Linked DNA regions of Homo sapiens: region 2 is linked to region 1. A link is a loop called in an ENCODE intact Hi-C map of the cell type or tissue named here. Cell type or tissue: stomach. All regions are shown on one strand. Links, peaks and the distances in the headings refer to the core of each region. The heading gives the core; the rest is flanking DNA. Region 1 has its middle 6.2 kb from the start of PPP6R2. Region 2 overlaps PLXNB2 (plexin B2).

Region 1 (5,359 bases), core at 247-5,246:
CACACCACATACCACACACACCACACACCACCACATACTATATACCACACACACAACACACACCCTACACACACCACACACTACACACCAATCACACCACACACAACACACACTCGAAACATACACCACACACCCTACACACACACCACATAACACACACTACATACCACACACACCGCACACACCATACCACACACACCACACACACACTACATACCACACACACCACACACACACCACACACACACCACACACCACATACCACACACACCACACACACAACACACACCCTATACACACCACACACTACACACACACCAATCACACACCACACACAACACACACCGTAAACACACACCACACACCCTACACACACACCACATACCACACACACACTACATACCACACGCAAGCCACACACACCACATACCACACACTACATACCACACACACCACACACACTACACCCACAACACACACCACATACCACACACAACACACACCCTACACACACCACACAATCACACAACACACACAACACACACCGTAAACACACCACACACCCTACACACACACCACATACAACACACACTACATACCACACGCACACCACACACACCACATACCACACACACACCACAAACCACACACACTACATAACACACACTACATACCACACTACATACCACACACACCACACACCACATACCACATACACCACACCACATAACACACTACATACCACACACACACACCACACACACACACCACACACCACATACCACACATACTACATACCACACACACACCACACACCCTACACACCCACCACACCCTACACACCCACACACACCACATACCACACACACTACCACACACACCACACATACCCCACATAACACACACACTACATACCACACACATCACACACCACACACCACACACACACCACACACCCTACACACACACACACCAGACACCGTACATACACACCACACACACCACATACCACACACACTACCTACCACACATACCACATAACACACACACTACACACCACACACACACCACACACCCTACACACACCACACACACCACATACTACACACACACCACATACCACACACACTACATACCACAGACACCACACACCATATACCACACATACTACATACCACACACACCACACACCACAAACACACACCACACCAAACACACACACTACATACCACACACACCACACACCCTACACACACACCGCACACACACACTACACACACCACATACCACATACACTACATAACACACACATAACACACACTACATACCACACACCACACACTCTACACACACCACACACCCTACACACACATACCACACACACCACATACCACAGACACTATATACCATACACACACCACACACCATATACCACACACACTACATATACCACACACACACCACACACCACACACACACCACACACTACACACCACAAACACACCACACACTTCACACGCACCACACATAGACACAAACACACCACACACACACACCAACACACCACACACACCCCCGACACACACTATACCCACACAGCACACACACACCTCACACATCGCACACACATACCACACACACTACATACACATGCACGCACATGCACACACACCACATACCACACACCACACACACTACACATCACACACACCACACACACCACACACATCACACCACACATACACAAACACACCACACATACCCCCCACACACACTATACCCACACAACATACACACCCTACACAGCACACACACCCACACACACCACACACATCACACACACATGCACACACCCCACACACCACACACACTACACCACACAGACCACACACACCACACACCACACATACACCACACACAGACACACCAACACACCACACACACCCCACACACACACTGTACCCAGATAGCACACATGCCCCACACAGCACACACACACCCACACACACACCATACACATCGTGCACACTCCACATACCACACACACTACATACCACACAGTACACATATACCACACCGCACACACACCACACCACATATGGCACACACACACACACCACACACACCACACACACACTATACCCACACAGCACACATACCGCACACAGCACACACACCCCCAACACACCACACATCGCACACACACTACACAGACACACAGACCCCACACACACCACACATCGCACACACTATACACACACGCACACACCCCACACACCGCACACACACCACACATCGCAGACAAACACTACACACACTACATACCACACACACCACACACGTACCGCACACACACACCCCACACACACCACACATCGCACACACACACTACACACACACACCCCCCACACAGCACACACACACCCACACACCACACATCGCAGACACACACACCACACACACATGCAGGCGCACACACACACCCCCACATACCACACACCACACATGTACCACACACACTGCACACACACCACACACACACACCAATACACCACACACATACCCCACACACACTATACCCACACAGCACACACGCACACACCCCACACACACCACACATCGCACACACACACTGTACACACAGACACACCACACACACACACACACACACACTCTCTTCATCACCACCTTCCCTGCTTGGTTTTTCCTCCTTCAAAATTGTATCACTAGTTATGGTTCAATAAAGGGACAGAGACCACACAATGATTTCAACAGGGAAAGTTTGATATAAAAATATTATCAACAAGAGGGGATTAATTATAAAGTAATGAAGTTAAGTTTGTGTTCAAGAAAGGACAGTCTAGCCTGGGCAACACAGCGAGAGCCTGTCTCTACAAAAATTTTTAAAATTAGCTGGGCATGGTGGTGCACGCCTGTAGTCCCAGCTACTCTGGAGGCTGAGGTGGGAAGATTGCCTGAGCCCTGGAGGTCGGGGCTGCAGTGAACTGTGACCACGCCACTGTACTGCAACCTGAGTGACAGAGCAAGACCCTGTCTCTAAATTAATTAATTAAAATAAAGAAGGAACAGGCCAGGTGTGGTGGCTTACACCTATAATCCCAGCAATTTGGGAGGCTGAGGCAAGAGGATCACTTGAGGCCAGGAGTTTGAGACCAGCCAGGACAATACGGTGAGACCCAGTCTCTAAAAAAAAATTTTTCTCTACTAAAAACACAAAAATTAGCTGGGCATGGTGATGCACGACTGTAGTCCCAGCTACTTGGGAGGCTGAGGCAGGAGAATCACTTGAACCCGCGAGTGGAGGGTGCAGTGAGCTGAGATCGCGCCTTCGCACTCCAGCCTGGGCAACAAGAGCGAAACTCCATCTCAAAATAAAATAAAATAAAATAATGACCCTGCTGATAAAAGTTGGAGAAGACCTAAATAAGTTGACAGACATGTCATATTTTTGGTTAAAATTGGTTTAAAAATTCAGGCTGGACGCGGTGACTCACACCTGTAATCCCAGCACTTTGGGAAGCCGAGGTGGGTGGATCATGAGGTCAGGAGATCGAGACCATCCTGGCTAACATGGTGAAACCGCGTCTCTACTAAAAATACAAAAACAAAATTAGCCGGGCATGGTGGCAGGCGTCTGTAATCCCAGCTACTCAGGAGGCTGAGGTGGGAGAATGGCGTGAACCCAGGAGGCAGAGCTTGCAGTGAACCAAGATTGTGTCACTGCACTCCAGCCTGGACGATAGAGCAAGACTCTGTCTCAAAAAGAAAAAAAACATTCAACATTGTGGCTGGGTGCAGTGGCTCACGCCTGTAATCTCAGCACTTTGGGAGGCCAAGGCAGGCGGATCACGAGGTCAGGAGCTCGAGACCAGCCCGGCCCACATGGTGAAACCTCATCTCTACTAAAAATACAAAAAAATTAGTCGGGCGTGGTGGCAGGTGCCTGTAGTCCCAGATACTGGGGAGGCTGAGGCAGGAGAACGGCGTGAACTCAGGAGGTGGAGTTTGCAGTGAGCCAAGATTGCGCCACTGCTCTCAAGCCTGGGTGACAGAGCGAGACTCCATCTCAAAAAAAAAAAAAAATTAGTTGGGTGTGGTGGTGCGCACCTGTAGTCTCACCTACTCGGGAGGCTGAGGCAGGAGAATCACCTGAACCCAGGAGGTGGAAGTTGCAGTGTGCCGAGATTGGACCACTGCACTCCAGCCTGGCGACAGAGTGAGACTTCGTCTCAAAAACAAAACAAAACAAAACAAAACAAAAAACAAGGGCCAGATGCGGTGGCTGTCACCTGTAATCCCAGCACTTTGGGAGGCCGAGGCGGGCAGATCACAAGGTCAGTTTGAGACCAGTCTGGCCAATATGGTGAAACCCCGTCACTACTAAAAATACAAAAATTATGGCTGGGCGCGGTGGCTCACACCTGTAATCCCAGCACTTTGGGAGGCCAAGGCAGGTGGATCACCAGGTGAGGAGATCAAAACCACCCTGGCTAACACGGTGAAAACCCATCTCTACTAAAAAAAAAAAAAAAAAAAAAAAAAATTAGCCGGGTGTTGTGGCGGGCACCTGTAGTCCCAGCTACTCAGGAGGCTGATGCAGCAGAATCGCTTGAACCTGGGAGGCGGAGGTTGTGGTGAGCCGAGATTGCGCCACTGCACTCCAGCCTGGGCGACAGAGCGAGACCCTGTCTCAAAAATAAAAACAACTCAACATTGTTAAGATAGCAATTCTCCCCCAAATTGATCTGTGGATCCAATGTAATCTCTGGCAAAATCTCAGCAGGTGTTTTTTATTTGTTTGTTTGTTTTTTGACACAGAGTCTCACTCTGTTGCCCAGGCTGGAGTGCAGTTGGTGCGATCTTGCCTCCTGGGTTCAAGCGATTCTCCTGCCTCAGTCTCCTAAGTAGCTGGGACTACAGGCACGCGACACCACACCCAGCTAATTTTTTGCATTTTTAGTAGAGACAGAGTTTCACCATGTTTGCCAGGCTGGTCTTGAACTCCTGAGCTCAAGTGAGCCACCCACCTTGGCCTCCCAAAGTGCTAGGATTATAGGCGTGAGCCACCGCACCTGGCTTCAGCAGGTGTTTTTGTTGGTGGTGGAAATTGACAAGCTAATACTGAAATCTGTATAGATATGCAAATGATCAAAATTGTGGGCGGCAAGCCACCCAGGTGCCAAGGCAAGAGACCAAAGAAACAAGCTGTTCCAGTATAATAAAGGAAACATATACGACGAGAAGCTATACTAGAAATAGATTATATATATGATTATATATGAATATTACTAATTATTAGCTTATAGCATTACTCTTTAATCCAATATTATAATAATCT
Region 2 (5,359 bases), core at 233-5,232, 61 kb after region 1:
CGTGACAGCCTGAGTGAGCGGTTCTGAGCCGTCCCCGTCTTTCTGTCCTGCTGAGCCGGAGCAGGCAGGGGAAGGGCAGAGTGTGGTCATCTGGGAAGCCTCGGGGGCTCGGAGCCGGGCTGGCGGGGGCCTGCTGCCCAAGGGTGCCGCTGTGGTGGGCAAAGCTGGCGGGGCAGGGAGTGGCTCCTGCATGGTGCAGGTAAGAGCAGGGCCTCCCACTGGGCTTCATCCCGGATGTCTCGGCAGACGGTGAGCGTGATCGTGCAGGACGAGGGAGTGGACGCCATCCCGGTGAAGGTCCTCAACTGTGACACCATCTCCCAGGTCAAGGAGAAGATCATTGACCAGGTGTACCGTGGGCAGCCCTGCTCCTGCTGGCCCAGGCCAGACAGCGTGGTCCTGGGTGAGTGCCGGCCCCTGCCCGTCTGCACACAGGCGCCCATGTGCCTGGCCTGTGTCCTGGGGCGGTATCCTGCCTGGCCAGCTTTCTCATATGGGAGTGGTGGGCAGTGGGAGGAACCTGGGTGGCTGGGGCCCAAGCTGGGCTGTCTCTTCCCACAGAGTGGCGTCCGGGCTCCACAGCGCAGATCCTGTCGGACCTGGACCTGACGTCACAGCGGGAGGGCCGGTGGAAGCGCGTCAACACCCTTATGCACTACAATGTGAGCGTGTAGGCCGGGGCGGGCGAGAACTGGGCACCCTGGGGGCACAGCCCACCCTCACCGCCGTGTTCCCCAGGTCCGGGATGGAGCCACCCTCATCCTGTCCAAGGTGGGGGTCTCCCAGCAGCCGGAGGACAGCCAGCAGGACCTGCCTGGGGAGCGTGAGTCCCTCCCTGTTGCCCGTTTCCTTCCAGCCCCTGGTGGTCAGCGTGGACCATGTCTGCCCTGGACACATGCACCCCTGCCCACCCTGCCACCACTGCTCCCTGTGGGACCCAGGCCCCCAGACCTGGGTAGGGGTCCCTCAGTGCCCGCTCCCCACAGGCCATGCCCTCCTGGAGGAGGAGAACCGGGTGTGGCACCTGGTGCGGCCGACCGACGAGGTGGACGAGGGCAAGTCCAAGAGAGGCAGCGTGAAAGAGAAGGAGCGGACGAAGGCCATCACCGAGATCTACCTGACGCGGCTGCTCTCAGTCAAGGTGGGCCCCCATGGGTGTGTGGGCGGCACCAGGCCGCCACGCTGAGACCCTCCCCCCCAGGAGCCGCGCCCACGGCGTCACGCTGAGACCCTCCCCCCCACAGGGCACACTGCAGCAGTTTGTGGACAACTTCTTCCAGAGCGTGCTGGCGCCTGGGCACGCGGTGCCACCTGCAGTCAAGTACTTCTTCGACTTCCTGGACGAGCAGGCAGAGAAGCACAACATCCAGGATGAAGACACCATCCACATCTGGAAGACGAACAGGTGAGGCTCCACACCCACCCCGCGGCCCAGCCCCGGCTCCGCCTCTCACTTGGGAGGCTCCACACCCACCCCGCGGCCCAGCCCCGGCTCTCATTCCCTGCTGCTCTGCCTCAGCTTACCGCTCCGGTTCTGGGTGAACATCCTCAAGAACCCCCACTTCATCTTTGACGTGCATGTCCACGAGGTGGTGGACGCCTCGCTGTCAGTCATCGCGCAGACCTTCATGGATGCCTGCACGCGCACGGAGCATAAGCTGAGCCGCGTGAGTGGGGTGGGGGCAGGTCTGGGGCAGGGAGGCCTGGGTCTGTCCCCAGGAGGCATCTTGTGAGTTGGGACCTTGTCTGGGGTGTGGATTTGAATATCTTGGGCTGGAGCCCTTGATGTAGGAGGTGACGGGTGGCGGAGGCTGGGGGCACAGGGGCCCGGCAGAGCCTGGGAGATCCCGAGAGCCCTTGCCCTCTCTCCTCCTGAGACCTCTCACCACAGCACACGAGCAGAGAAACTGAGTTTTACTACAGATCACAAAATAAGTAGTTTTCTTTTTTTTTTTTTGAGATGGAGTCTCTCTCTGTCGCCCAGGCTGGAGTGCAGTGGCGCGATCTCTGCTCACTGCAACCTCCGCCTTCTAGGTTCAAGCGATTTTCCCGCCGCTGCCTCCTGAGTAGCTGGGACTACAGGCATGTGCCACAACGCACGGCTAGTATTTTTAGTAGAGACGGGGTTTCACCATGTTGGGCAGGCTGGTCTCGAACCCCTGACCTCAGGTGATCTGCCTGCCTCAGCCTCCCAAAGTGCTAGGATTACAGGCCTGAGCCACTGCGCCCGGCCCATAGTTTTCTTGATGAAAGTGTCAGGAGTTCGGGGCAGGGGAAGCTACCCAGGGGTACTCTGAGCAGCCCCAGCCTGGCCCCCTTGGCCAGGCATCACTGGGTTTTGTCCCCAACAGGATTCTCCCAGCAACAAGCTGCTGTACGCCAAGGAGATCTCCACCTACAAGAAGATGGTGGAGGAGTAAGTCTGCCTGCCCTCCAGGCCAGGCCCCCATGCCCACCCTCGACCCCCTGCGGGGAGGTTCAGGCCTTGGTTTCCCCCACCACCCCCTTTGTGGTCCCTGCCGCCCACACTGTATGATGCTCCCACCCCTGCAGTTACTACAAGGGGATCCGGCAGATGGTGCAGGTCAGCGACCAGGACATGAACACACACCTGGCAGAGATTTCCCGGGTAAGGAGACCACCAGGGACGCACCCACAGCCCTCCCCGCTCCCACTACCCCATGCTGAGCCTGGCCCTGAGCTGCAGGGCAGGGGTAATGTGGTGCTGAGGGGGAGAGAGGGTGGGGCGGGACCTCGAGGTGGGCTCGGCCATGTGAAGTGAGCCACAGCTGCGTGTGGGGAGTATGAGCTGCTCCTGCTTGGAGCCAGGCCCTGCCCACAGCGCCCCCTCCCTGCGGCTGCACCCACGGCCGTGCCCACAGCGCCCCCTCCCTGCGGCTGCACCCTCGGCCGTGCCCACAGCGCCCCCTCCCTGCGGCTCCATCCACGGCCGTGTCCACAGCGCCCCCTCCCTGCGGCTGCACCCACGGCCGTGCCCACAGCGCCCCCTCCCTGCGGCTCCACCCACAGCCCTGCTCACAGCACCCGTCCCTGTGGGTCCATCCACAGCCGTGCGTCACACAGGGAGACACTGAGATGGTTGGATGTGCACAACTCTGCCTGCGTGGGTGTCTGTCTGAGGCTGTGCCACATGGGGGGCCCCAAGTGCCAGCTGTGCCCAAGGCCCCAGCTGCTTCCCCGGGGAGGCCTCGTCCTGGGCGTCCCGTACTACTCCTGCCAGCCCTGGGGCTCCCACAGCCCCTTTTCCACCCTGACTGTCCCGTCACCCCCCAGGCGCACACGGACTCCTTGAACACCCTCGTGGCACTCCACCAGCTCTACCAATACACGCAGAAGTACTATGACGAGGTAGGGTCAGGCCCCCGGGGGCGGGGGCAGGTGGGGTGCTGGGCGGTCCCCCGGTGTGCTCTGATGCGACCCTCCCTCAGATCATCAATGCCTTGGAGGAGGATCCTGCCGCCCAGAAGATGCAGCTGGCCTTCCGCCTGCAGCAGATTGCCGCTGCACTGGAGAACAAGGTCACTGACCTCTGACCTACAATCTCCAGTGCTGCCTTGGGACATAGGTACCTGAGGTACCTGAGAGCCCCTCAGGGGAGGAGGCCGAGTGGCTGTGGCTGAGGCCCCCACCCTCCCCTGGAACGCGCCCCAAGCCGGAGTGGGTGCAGCCGGAACCCGCCCAGCGTCTAGACTGTAGCATCTTCCTCTGAGCAATACCGCCGGGCACCGCACCAGCACCAGCCCCAGCCCCAGCTCCCTCCGGCCGCAGAACCAGCATCGGGTGTTCACTGTCGAGTCTCCAGTGATTTGAAAATGTGCCTTACGCTGCCACGCTGGGGGCAGCTGGCCTCCGCCTCCGCCCACGCACCAGCAGCCGCCTCCATGCCCTAGGTTGGGCCCCTGGGGGATCTGAGGGCCTGTGGCCCCCAGGGCAAGTTCCCAGATCCTATGTCTGTCTGTCCACCACGAGATGGGAGGAGGAGAAAAAGCGGTACGATGCCTTCCTGACCTCACCGGCCTCCCCAAGGGTGCCGGCACTCTGGGTGGACTCACGGCTGCTGGGCCCCACGTCAAAGGTCAAGTGAGACGTAGGTCAAGTCCTACGTCGGGGCCCAGACATCCTGGGGTCCTGGTCTGTCAGACAGGCTGCCCTAGAGCCCCACCCAGTCCGGGGGGACTGGGAGCAGTTCCAAGACCACCCCACCCCTTTTTGTAAATCTTGTTCATTGTAAATCAAATACAGCGTCTTTTTCACTCTGCGGGTTGGCTGAGTGTTCCTCCTGGGGCTGCAGTGCCCCTGTCCACCACCCCTTCCCTGGGCTCTGTGGGTCCTGCTGGGAGGGGAGCTGTGGGGAGGTGGAGGGGGCTGGGAGGGGTGCTGGGGGAGGTGGAAGGGGCTGGGAGGGGTACTGGGGGAGGTGGAGGGGGCTGGGAGGGGTGCTGGGGGGAGGTGGAGGGGGCTGGGAGGGGTGCTGGGGGGAAGTGGAGGGGGCTGGGAGGGGTGCTGGGGGAGGTGGAAGGGGCTGGGAGGGGTACTGGGGGAGGTGGAGGGGGCTGGGAGGGGTGCTGGGGGGAGGTGGAGGGGGCTGGGAGAGGTGCTGAGGGGAGGTGGGGGGGGTGGGAGGTGGGACTGCTTCTGGTGCCATCTGGTGGCTTCTTTCGTGCAACACATTCTTACCAAATGCCCGCTGCACACCACGCATGCACTGTCCTGAGCGCTAGGAACAGCAGCAACCAGGACGGGCAGGGCTCAGAGCCTCCCCTGTGTGCCAAGAATACAGACAGCCCAGGCAGAGGGCATTCGGTGCTCCAGACACAAAGTGAAGGCCCAGCTTCAAATGTGGCTGGATCCAGGCACACATCCTGAGGTTCTGCTGGTCTGGACTGCTAACCCACTCACGAGGATCCATTCTCAGGCAGCCCCAGCCTGTCTCCCCACCTGGGCACGTCATGGCTGGGGTCTCTTGATGGGCAAGGCCTCCATTGATCGAGTCCCCTTTGGACTGGGGCAGCTCTGTAGGGACCAGCCCCACAGGGTCAGTGGGTCTCTCCGTGTGCGGCGACGAGAGAGTGTAGAAATAAAGACAGAAGACAAAGAGATAAGAGAAAAGGCAGCTGGGCCCAGGAGACCACTACTACCAATGCATGGAGACCGGTAGTGGCCCCGAATGTCGGGCTGCGCTGTTATTTATTGGATACAAGGCAGAAGGGGCAGGGTAAAGAATGTGAGTCATCTCCAATGATAGGTAAGGTCACGTGGGTCATGTGTCCACTGGACAGGAGTCCCTTCCCTGCCTGGCAGCCGAGGCAGAGAGAGAGAGGAGACAGAGAGAAAGACA

The links. Hi-C counts contacts between places; a loop is a spot of excess contacts. Peaks named below come from ENCODE experiments on the same cell type or tissue, not always from the same donor. Only the 100,000 strongest peaks of a DNase experiment are listed, where the experiment ranks them.
Region 2: a loop joins it to region 1, with 4 times the contacts of the local background. A loop is called at or near these places in 108 of 110 quality-filtered maps.

Annotation. Positions count from the first base shown.
Region 1 is chr22:50,334,424-50,339,782 of GRCh38, reverse strand. It overlaps a transcript of PPP6R2 not described here. Among named protein-coding and RNA genes, the nearest start is that of PPP6R2, 6.2 kb to the left of the region's middle. In stomach, for the core only: no CTCF peak of the experiment used is centred there; no DNase peak of the experiment used is centred there.
Region 2 is chr22:50,273,899-50,279,257 of GRCh38, reverse strand. PLXNB2 (plexin B2) reads left to right here. Exons shown (of 37, transcript NM_012401.4): 28 at 247-403; 29 at 562-662; 30 at 739-823; 31 at 987-1,141; 32 at 1,245-1,405; 33 at 1,520-1,667; 34 at 2,352-2,416; 35 at 2,554-2,629; 36 at 3,295-3,369; 37 at 3,450-4,279. The coding sequence ends at 3,554. Among named protein-coding and RNA genes, the nearest start is that of MAPK11, 6.2 kb to the right of the region's middle. RefSeq lists a silencer at 2,884-2,953. In stomach, for the core only: CTCF peaks have their summits at 2,724, 2,930 and 4,688 (motif pointing left); DNase peaks (open chromatin) are centred at 2,897 and 4,707; H3K4me3 peaks cover 364 bases; H3K27ac peaks cover 1,098 bases.